Linked DNA regions of Homo sapiens: region 1 is linked to region 2. Evidence: chromatin loops called from intact Hi-C (ENCODE). Cell type or tissue: PC-3. All regions are shown on one strand. Links, peaks and the distances in the headings refer to the core of each region. The heading gives the core; the rest is flanking DNA. Region 1 has its middle 130 kb from the start of VGLL3. Region 2 overlaps VGLL3 (vestigial like family member 3).

Region 1 (5,392 bases), core at 143-5,142, 89 kb before region 2:
GGATGATTTAGGGTATCTGACAGAAGAAATTTTTCTAAGCAGCAAAGCATTCAAGAGGTGACTTGGGTGCTGTTAAATGCATTCCATTTTGTAAGGGAAGCAGAGCACAAAAGTTTGGAAAATTTGCATCCTGACAATATGATAGAAAAGAAAAAACCCATTTTCTGAGGAGAAATTCAAGCCAGCTGCAGAAATTTGCATAACTAATGAGGAGCTAAATGTTAATCACCAAGACAGTGGGGAAAATGTCTCAGGGCACATCAGAGGTCTTCATAGCAGCCCCTCTCATTACAGATCTGGAGGCCTAGGAGAAAATGGTTTCATGAGCTGAGCCCAGGGTCCCCAGGCTATGTACAACCTAAGGACATGGTGCCATGTGTCACAGCTCCTCCAACTGTGGCTGAAAGGGGCCAACGTAGAGCTCGAGTTGTGACTTCAGAGGGTGCAAGCCTCAAGCCTTGGCAGCTTCCATGTGCTATTGAGACTGCAAGTACACAGAAGTAAAGAATTGGGGTTTGAGAACCTCTGCCTAGATTTCAGAAGATGTAGGAAAATACCTGGATGTCCAGGCAGAAGTTTGCTGCAGGAGTGGGGTGCTCAAGGAGAACCTCTGCTAGGGCAGTGTAGAAAGGAAATGTGGGGTCAAAGCCCCCACACAGAGACCCTACTGGGGCACCACCTAGTGGAGCTATGAGAAGAGGGCCACTGTCTTCCAGACCCCAGAATGGTAGATCCACCAACAGCTTTCAACATTCATCTGGAAAAGCCACAGGCACTCAATACCAGCCTGTGAAAGCAGCTGGGAGGGACGCTGTGCCCTACAAACCCGCAGTGGTGGAGCTGTCCAAGACCATGGGAACCCATCTCTTGCATCAACATGACCTGGATGTGAGACCCGAAGTCAAAGGAGATCATTTTGGAGCTTTAAAATTTGACTGCCCCACTGGATTTTGGACTTGCATGGGCTCTGTAACCCTTGTGTTTTGGCCAATTTCTCCCATTTGCAATGACTGTATTTACCCAATACCTGTACCCCAATTGTATCTAGGAAGTTACCAGTTTGCTTTTATTTTACAGGCCCATAGGCAGAAGGGACTTGCCTTGTCTCAGATGAGACTTTGGATTGTGGACTTTTTAGTTAATGTTGAAATGAGTCAAGATTTTGCAGAACTATTGGGAAGGCATGATTGGTTTTGCAATGTGAGGACAAGAGATTTGGAGGGGCCAGAGGCAGAATGATATGGTTTGGCTCTATCCCCATCCAAATCTCATCTTGAATTATACCTCCAGAATTCCCAAGTGTTGTGGGAAGAGCCCAGTGGGAAATAATTTGAATCATGGGGTCAGCTTCCCCCATTCTGCTCTCTGGGCAGTGATTAAGTCTCACAAGATCTGATGGTTTTATCAGAGTTTTCTGCTTTTGCATCTTCCTCATTTTCTCTTGCCACCACCATGTAAGAAGTGCCTTCTACCTCCTGCAATGATTCTGAGGCCTGCCAAGCCATGCGGCACTGTAAGTCCCATTAAACCTCTTTTCCTTCCCAGTCTTGGGTATGCCTTTATCAGCAGTGTGAAAACAGACTAATATAGTACTGTAGCTCATTACTGAGTTTCACTGAAGCAGAAGTGGCCCCTAGGTTGGCTAGAGGATGAAGCTGTGGGGGCCATCTTGGACCCTGGGTCTACTGAAGCATGGGACTACAGTGGCTAACTTGGAGCCTGGGGCCAAGGGGACCACTGTGATGACTGATGGTAAAGAAGTTGGCCTGACACTGTAATGAGCCTGGAGTCTGGGGCCAAAGGAGCCAGCCTAATGCTGGTGACAGACTGGGATGTTTATTTCTGTTGTTGAGTTGTAACAGTTCTTTACATGTTCTGGCTATTACATCCTCATCTGATATATAATTTGCAAATATTTTAATCCATCCTGTGGGTATTTTCACTCTCTTGGTAGTATTCTTTGATGCGCAAACTTTTTTTTTATTTTGGTGAAGAAAAACAATGTATTTAATTAATTTTTCTTTTGTTGCCTTGCTTTTAGTGACATATTTAAGAAACTATTGGTCAAATCTCTGGTCATGAAGATTTTCTCCCATGCTTTCTACTAACATCTTTATAGTTTTAGCTCTTAAATTTAGGTATGCTCTATTTTAAATTAAGTTTTGTACCTGGTGTGGGGTCCTGTGTTCTCAATACTGAATATGTTTTGTATTCATGGCCCCAAGTGAAAATTTATGATTAGCTGAGTTAGATTCACACTTCATCCTACTACCATCTCTCAGCCCCGGTGAATTTCCAGGAAAGTAGGTATGAAGGATACATGGCTTCTTATATATCTATGTCTGTATGTATCTATATATCATATCATATATATATCCTATCAGTGGTCACCAGGGATTGAGGGGAAGAGGGGACGGAAGTATGTATAGGCAGAGCACAGAGCATTTCTAGAGCAGTCAAAACATTCTCTATGACTAGGATAGTGGATATCATTGTACATTTGTTTTGCTGAAAGATCGAGTGAGATGAGAGCTAAAAATTTTCTTTAAATGCTATAGCATGAAATCACCGTGGACCTCACCAAGAGCTCTTGTGTTGAAGATACTCAATTAGAAAAAGTTGGGGAGTGAATAAGTAGTGCAGAAATGGAAAGAAAATGTATAGACAACACTTTCAAGATAATAAGGGGAAAAAGAAAGCAAATTATGAAAGGAGTAATTTTTGTTTTCTTTAAAGATGAGATTAGAAAGAAGGAATAATCTAAGTTTATTTTAAAAGTCAAAAGTATAAGAAACCACAGTACAGATAGTGAAAGGACTAGAACCAGAAAAAAAAGAAAAGGATGGGTATATTTATATATACTTTTGTAGGTTTAGTGTCAGAAAATTGAGAGTTCCTATCCAATTACTTGCATTTTCTCAGGAAAGTAAGAAGCAATGTCTTCTGCTAATAGTGTATGTGAGTGTGAAAGCTGGTAGGAAGGAGTTTCGATAAGATGATGACCATTGCACAAAACAGACAAAATATCTTCCTTGGTATAATTTACAAATATATTTATTGAAACAATGAACAAGAGATTTTACATTGTATGACAAAAAAAGTGAAAATAGGAAAGAGTAATGCATCTATAATGAAAGAGTCATAGGGCTGGAATTTCTGATTATGGGGATGAAAGTTTCTAGTGGGAATAGCGAGAAAGGAATTTGAGTGAAGAGGAATGCCATTAAATCTCTGCCAAATTCTTCAGAGAGTAGGGGACAGAGGGGAAGGACTGACCGAAGTATCAGGAGAAGAGAAAATAGATAAGAAGAGGTAAAAGGTAATTGAAGATAATGGTGTAAATCTTAATGATGTAGGAAGTTTTATTAAACTCATCATAAATACAATGATTATGTAATAATCATCATGGAGCTGCAATGGAAAGGAAAAAAATGACACAATTCTGCCTCCTGACCATCAGGGAAATAAGCTCAAAAGGAAAAGATGCAGAGGAAGTGGCATCCTCAAAGAGGAGGAAAGTGTAAGCTGGGGGAATGCAAGAAAAGTAGCTGGCACATGATTTGTGACTCTTCATTAAATTGAGTCCCAATGATTTCTTGGACAAAAATGAATATTGAGTCAGTGCACAGAGGACATATTTCAACCTGCTTGAGATGGCACTTGGCAAGCAATAGAGGTTCTATCAAAGACTAACTCGGCTGGCACTACATCAGCATATGGTCCATTAGGCTGTGTGAAAATTGACAAAATGGAGTCATGCAAATGAGGGCCACACAGCCATCTTTCCTTGCTCTGCTACTCTGCTAACATAGCAATATTCTAATTAGGTGGCTTCTCATACAGGTTTCTTACAGAGAGGGAATATGCTTGGAAAACAAATATGAATGTCTAACCTTCATATAATTGTATTTCTTACTAGAAATTAATGAATTCATATATATATATATATATATATATATATATATATATATAGGTTTTATACATTTTTTTCGTGAACATTGTGAGGGTAAATCAGAAACCTCAGGGGATCAATTCTGGAACACTGGAAGATTCAGACACAGCCAGAGTTTTAGCCAACTCTGGATTTACTTTTATTACTGAAAACAAGTCTATTAACACTGAATGTATCTATAGCCTGAGAGCCTCTATAATAATGGAGCCTGAGAGCCTCCATTGCCCTGAAAATAAACTATAGCTTCTATGTGTGTCTTGCCTACAAATCCATGTTTGGAAGACAGAAATGATGTCTTATTTGCTTTATATCTGCAGTATCTAGAGCAGTGCCTAGTATGTGTGAAACAAATATGTAATAGTTTTTGAAATGAATTGAATAGTTACTCCAACGGTGACATTGCAGGAAAAGAAAGATCTTTTCCACTGAACAAGATTATAATATTCATAGGCATCTAACAATTACTTTCTTTGAGATCTAAAGAGCAGGTTTCTTATGTGGCAGAATGCACTATGTGGAAGGACTATGTGGCATGTTCTTTTGTCTAACAGGTCTCTGTGGCAGGTTGTACTAAGTGGCTGATATATACAACATGTTGAACTATATGACAGATCATGTCATTATTCATTTTGCAGAATGGGGTCTTTAGATTTTTGAAACAGCTTGTCTTCTTGCCCCTTTAAATGGTGTGGTATGGGTGGGCACCATGACAATTTGCCCAGCTATTTCAATGGATATCCTAAAACTTTTTTTAAAGGTTTAAATGGCAGGTTTAACACAGGTTTTGTTTATATGTGTCTGATCTTATGTAGTATGTGCTTAGAACAGAATACTTAACACATAAATGATTTTGATACTCAAGCTGCAAGCATTAAATAATTCTGTCCAATATTTTGGAGATTTCTCATCCGTATTATAGCAAATGAGCACTTTCCAAGGCAAGAAATTTAGTAGCGACCTTTTTAGATCAAAATACAAAATACTTTTTTTTTTCTGACTGCAAGTAAACTATGAAGAACATACAGTTTTTTCTAAAGCTAATTTATAGGTTATTGAATTTTTCTTAGTGTTTACTTCCATTGTTTATTTTAGCAAGTAAGTTTTAATAAGATGAAGAGAAATGCAAGAGTCAGGAAATTGGGCAGATAACTAAAATTATCTTCCTAAGACATAAGGCAATTGCTGACATTTGCCTTCCTCAAGGGCCAAACAGCCAACCAACAGTGTCCTTGGGAGCAGAGCTGAGTTTCTAAACCTACGGCTAGAAACATGGAGATCCAAATCCATATATGGAGATACTTCACAGAAGGAAAAAAAGCAGAAATAAACTCTTGGGAAAGAAAGAATCAGACCCACTTGGACAAAACAAAGAACTTGGTCAATCAGACAAGAATTGTGAGCCCCTCACACTTTGTGCCCAAATCTGAGCTACCATAAGAT
Region 2 (5,392 bases), core at 241-5,240:
GGATGAGAATATGATTTTCCTTAAAAACTTGAAGATTCTAAACAGTCTTAGTTCGTTTGGGCTGCTATACCAAAATATCATAAACTAGATAGCTTATCAATAACCAAATCTTATTTACCAGAGTTCTGAAGGCTGGGAAATCTAAGATCAAGTTTTCTGGTTCACAGAGAGTGCCTTCTACTGTGTGATCACCTGAGATCTCTCTCAGATCTCTTTTATAAGGGCATTGATTTACATTCATGAAAGCTCTGCCCTCATGACCTAATCACCTCCCAAAGGGCCAGCCTTCTAATACCAGTACCTGGGGGCTAAGATTTCAACATATGAATTTGGGAGAGATGTAGTGATTCAGATCATAGCACTGACTGTACATAAGAAGGCATTATGACTCATTTTCTAACTGAGATTCAGGGAGGCAGCAGCTTCACAGATCTACCTCTTGTAAAATGCTATAGAAATAAGAAAATAGAAATGGCAACATGGTAGGTCTGAGCATGAACAGCCTAGAGACTCCCCCCTCTTTAGTTTACCTCAAACCCTGTTTTATCCCCCCCAAAAAATCTTAAAGCTCGCCTATGTTCCCCATAATTGATATAGGAGACAGTTCAGTGAGAATTCTGGGGTCCTGTCAGTATTAGCTGTGATGTGGGTATCCCACAGCAGAAGAAATAGCATGGGCCACCCCAGATGAGCGTCTTGCAGGGATCACAAACACTGGGAACTGAATTCAAATAGGCCATGTTGAGTAGGCCATTATTAGAAAGAACATTAGAAAGAATATTGTATAGAGAATGCCTGGAGAAACAGATTAGAGGAGGAGGGTATATTGGAAACAGCAGTCCAGGATAAGAATGAAAAGACAGAACCAAAAAGCAGACAACAACTTATCAACTGGACAGTTTTTAACTTGGACGTGAATAACTTTCTAGGAACAGAGGCAACCCCAAGGAAAAAAATGAGGAAAGAATCTGAGAAGACCTTTCAACTCAAATGGGATTTTGTTTTAAACTGAGAATAACGGAGCTGCCAGTGGATTGAACTAAGAATAAACATAATTGATGAGGGTAAGTCTTCTACCATTAGATAGAAATAATAAATAAACATTGGGTAACAAAAAACGTTACACTAATATACAGCTGAGTTTTAGGTACTGTTTGTTTGTCAGAGTCATAACCCACTAAATAAACATGCTCTACTTCTGAGAAAGTATAGTCATTTAACAACACCACTGATCATGGCTCTTTTAAGTAAGTTGAATATGCTTTCAATTAATTTTATTGCGGGAGATAAAAGAGGTAACCATACAATGGGAAACATGCTGTTGATTAAAAAAAGAGAACATAAATAGGAACATAAAGCCTGAAAGTGTGTGTAGAAACTTTGAAGACCTAAAAGTAAAGATAGCATTTGTATGGGTAAGTGTAAACTTTTCATTTCATACATATTAAAAGTCAAGAAGCCATGTGGATTAGAATGCTTACTATTAGACTATAAGAACCTGGTAACATTTCTATATTTAAAAAATAGATCTCCCCTTTCATCCATCCTTTAATAAAGATAAGAAATACTTATTACAAAGTTAAATACATACAACACTGTGTCAGATGCTACATCAAAATATCCAAACTTCACCAGCAAATTGACAGCTAACACTGACACATTGACATATGATCACAAAAAGGTGCGAGAGACAGTCATACTATTTTCTATTACTTTATGAAATTATCACTGTTAATGATCATACAATTGCATTTGTTTGTCTGAGCCCTGAGGCAATCACTTTAAATACTAGTGAAGAATTTCTAAATAAGATCTGTGTAGGGGTAGGACCTTAACACTTGCAAGAGAAAAATGTAAGAGAGAAGGCTACTCAATCTGAGAACTGTGATTTCATTTCAGGTGAATATCAAGATTAATATATAGGCGCTACATTTTAAAACATTTTTAAAACTCTTAAAACATCATGGAATTCTTGCTTAAAAATCAAGTTACATAGTGTTTAGAAAGTAAAAAGCCTACATAATATCACCTATCATCAGACAATTTGCTAAGTGTACCCAATCTACATATATACACATACCACTTGCCTATTTCATCAGCAGTATTATCTTGGAAAACCATTCCAGGTCTGTATGTGTAGCTCGACCCCATCCTTTTGGAGGGCTGCACAATATTTATTCTATAGTATACTATTACCCAATTCTCTATAGATGTACATCTTTTAGATAGACACACACACACACACACACGGGTGTACAAAGTTGCTGTTACTTGTGTGAATATTTACGAGTTACATTTCTTAGAAAAATATACATGTGTATAATTGCTGAATCCAAGCATATGAACATTTACATTTACATATTTAATTGTGGTGGCTAAATGTGTTTAGGAAGTTTGTACCCATATTTATATATTTTTCCTATTTATGATCAATATTATAGATTAAAAGTATCTAGTTGTTTCAATGTTAGTTTCTTTCACTGTTAGTGAGGCTGGATATTGTCCGATTATGGCATTTATTCCTCTGTGTTTTAACTCTGGCCACATGTTTATGCTTTTTAAAAAGTAATTTTCTAGTTGATTTTTAAATGCTTTTTGTATACTAGCATTTAGTATACTTTTAGGTATACTAGCATTTCTTCCCATGTATTACAAATACTTTTGCTAGTTTGATGACTTCTCTCCATATTTAATATGCAAATTTTGAACAATAATTCTTTTTAAAGTAATCACAAATAAGGTGTATTTTCTTAAACCAGACCAAAGATTAAATTTATTATATTTTAAGTGCAATTATTCTCTTATAATTACAATTCTTGCACACTAAAATCATTACAAAAGATACCTAGCATGGCAGCATAATAATTTTCTGGCAAAGGAGGTTTTCTGTTTATAGAGGTATTTTCTCCAGGCACATTTAGAATTCACTTAAAATCTCCACGTAGTAGTATTGTCAGAAACAATGAGGTTAAAAACTGTCTGAACTTGTCAAAATGTCTTTAAGCTCAGATTCAAAATAGGGCAGAAATGTAAAACCCACTGAAGCTGATGTTACTAGAAAACCATAATCCACTATGTTATTTTAAGAAGTACAGCACCTGCTCACCTGAGGGAAACATTGCAGGTGAGAAAAGTTCAGCCACCCAGGTGTTTCTACTTGCTGGTGTTTCCCAGACCCAGACAGCAAGCCACTTTATTCTGTTTGCTCTCTCAGTACCCACCTCCCTCCAAAAACCACAAACTCTCCTGTGCACAGAATCTCTAGCCTTTGCCTTTAGCGACATCCACTTCCTCAGACATGTGCATATTAAAATGCATAGCTGGAGGGTAAATTGGCAAGTACTTAAAGCATCAGGATATAAAGTTACAAATCTGAACCAGTTGTTTAAAAACTGACCTTGTGGACATATATAAAAAACATGAATCATAGAGTTAGGTAGTTTTTTTTATCATAGTGGCAATTTACCAGTCTCAAAATTTGAATGTCAAGGTGGCCAATAACCTCTTGGGTGATAGAAGCTGGGGACTATATGGAACGATATGGAATTTAGACACTGCTTACCAATTCGGTGACTTCAATTTCAAAAGCAGATATAAAGAAACTTTGAAGCCGGAGACAAAGAATAAAGGAAAGGAAGAAGGGAGTGGGGAAAATGAAATGGAATACTCTTTGTAATTTCTTCTACAGGCTTTCTCCCAGAACTGGAGAGGAGCAAAACCAAAAAAAAAAAAGCTTGGATCACTTATTGTAACCAAAACCACAAGTTATAATAGTCTCAAGAGATTCTAACTATCCAGACATCTGTTGGATAACAAATGTAGCCAAACATGCATCTTTAAAGAGGTTTCTAGGTTATGCAGTGACAGCTTTACAGTCCAGAAAACAGATAATCCAATCAAAGAAAGAGCTAATCTGGATCCATTTCCTACCCAAAAAAAAAGTAATTAAGGACATAACACCAACATAGGAAACATGATACCTAGGAGTATGACTTATAACATTTACTACTCCAAAATTTTCAAAAGACGCTTAGAAACTGCTGAAATATACTTGCATTTTAATGCCTATTTGATATAAGTAATCAATCTCTCTATTAATGCAAGATATATTGGAAAGCATTCCATTAGAATGAGATATGTTGCATATATATCAATTCTTGCATTGACATCAGAAACTTTTCATCTCTCTCTCTCTCTCTTTTTTTTTTTTTTTTTTTTGAGACGAAGTCTCACTCTGTCACCCAGGCTGGAGGCTGGAGTGCAATGGTACCATCTCGGCTCACTGCAACCTCTGCCTCCTGGGTTCAAGCGATTCTCATGCCTCAGCCTCCCCAGTAGCTGGAATTACAGGTGTGTGCCACCCCGCCTGGCTAATTTTTTGTATTTTTAGTACAGACGGAGTTTCACCATGTTGTCCAGGCTGGTCTCAAACTCCTGACCTCAGGTGATCCACCCACCTTGGCCTCCCAAAGTGTTGGGATTACAGGTGTGAACCACCGTGCCTGGCCTCATCTCACTTTTATGTGACATGAACAGAAGCTCGCTCTCTGACATTTTCCAAAAGAGACTGTCCAATTCAAGTAAACATAAATAGGGCTTCAATGATTATGAAGATGCTAAGCATCACCTAATAGTGCTCAAGTAGACCAGGCATGAAAATAAACACTATAACACATACTTGTGTTAAAAAAATTATGAATTAAGTCCCCAGCATATCAGACTGTAACCCAAAAATAAAAAATACCTAGCATATTTTGCTTCTCATCAGTCCTTTTTGCCAAGAAATTCAGAACATGTTGCCTGCAGACAACTGTTTGTGAAACCTTATATTACTGATAAAGAGAACAAGAAAAGAATAGTTAGGCAGCCTGAAAGGGAATAAACAGTATCTGTAAATTCCTCAGGCCATATAGAATTTTTCTATATAATCTTTGCAGACTGTTCGAAAACGGATATAAAATTGTCAGGGAACAAGTTCTGAAACAGATTTCTTCATTTGAGCTGTTCCTTTAGATGCACCCCTATATGACAGATGAGAAACAGCAAAGCTGAAAGTATTATTTGCTGATAAGAACCTGACCACTGAAACAGGCTTTCCAATGCTTTGTGTCGTTCTCTATTGAGAGTCATATCAGGACAACCTGCGAGTTATGGCTTCCTTCTATAGTGAGTGAGCACATCAGTTTCTTTTGGGAAGACAAGTTTTACTTTGAAAAAGTCTCCACCTTCCAACCGCAGCTAGTTGATGACAACTCCTTTAAGAAAACTCTCAAAAGATGATGGCATTGCCTAATCTTGCTTGCAGTTTTTAAGAAAATACTTGGCCTGGCGCAGTGGCTCACGCCTGTAATCCCAGCACTTTTGGAGGCCGAGGCGGGCGGATCACGAGGTC

What was found. Hi-C counts contacts between places; a loop is a spot of excess contacts. Peaks named below come from ENCODE experiments on the same cell type or tissue, not always from the same donor. Only the 100,000 strongest peaks of a DNase experiment are listed, where the experiment ranks them.
Region 1: it touches region 2 in a loop (8-fold over the local background); 1 of 110 quality-filtered maps calls a loop at or near these places.

What each region holds. Positions count from the first base shown.
Region 1 is chr3:86,862,523-86,867,914 of GRCh38, forward strand. No RefSeq gene overlaps it. Among named protein-coding and RNA genes, the nearest start is that of VGLL3, 130 kb to the right of the region's middle. In PC-3, for the core only: no CTCF peak of the experiment used is centred there; no DNase peak of the experiment used is centred there.
Region 2 is chr3:86,951,183-86,956,574 of GRCh38, forward strand. All of the region lies in intron 3 of VGLL3 (vestigial like family member 3), which reads right to left. Among named protein-coding and RNA genes, the nearest start is that of VGLL3, 37 kb to the right of the region's middle. In PC-3, for the core only: no CTCF peak of the experiment used is centred there; DNase peaks (open chromatin) are centred at 349 and 3,299; H3K27ac peaks cover 1,548 bases.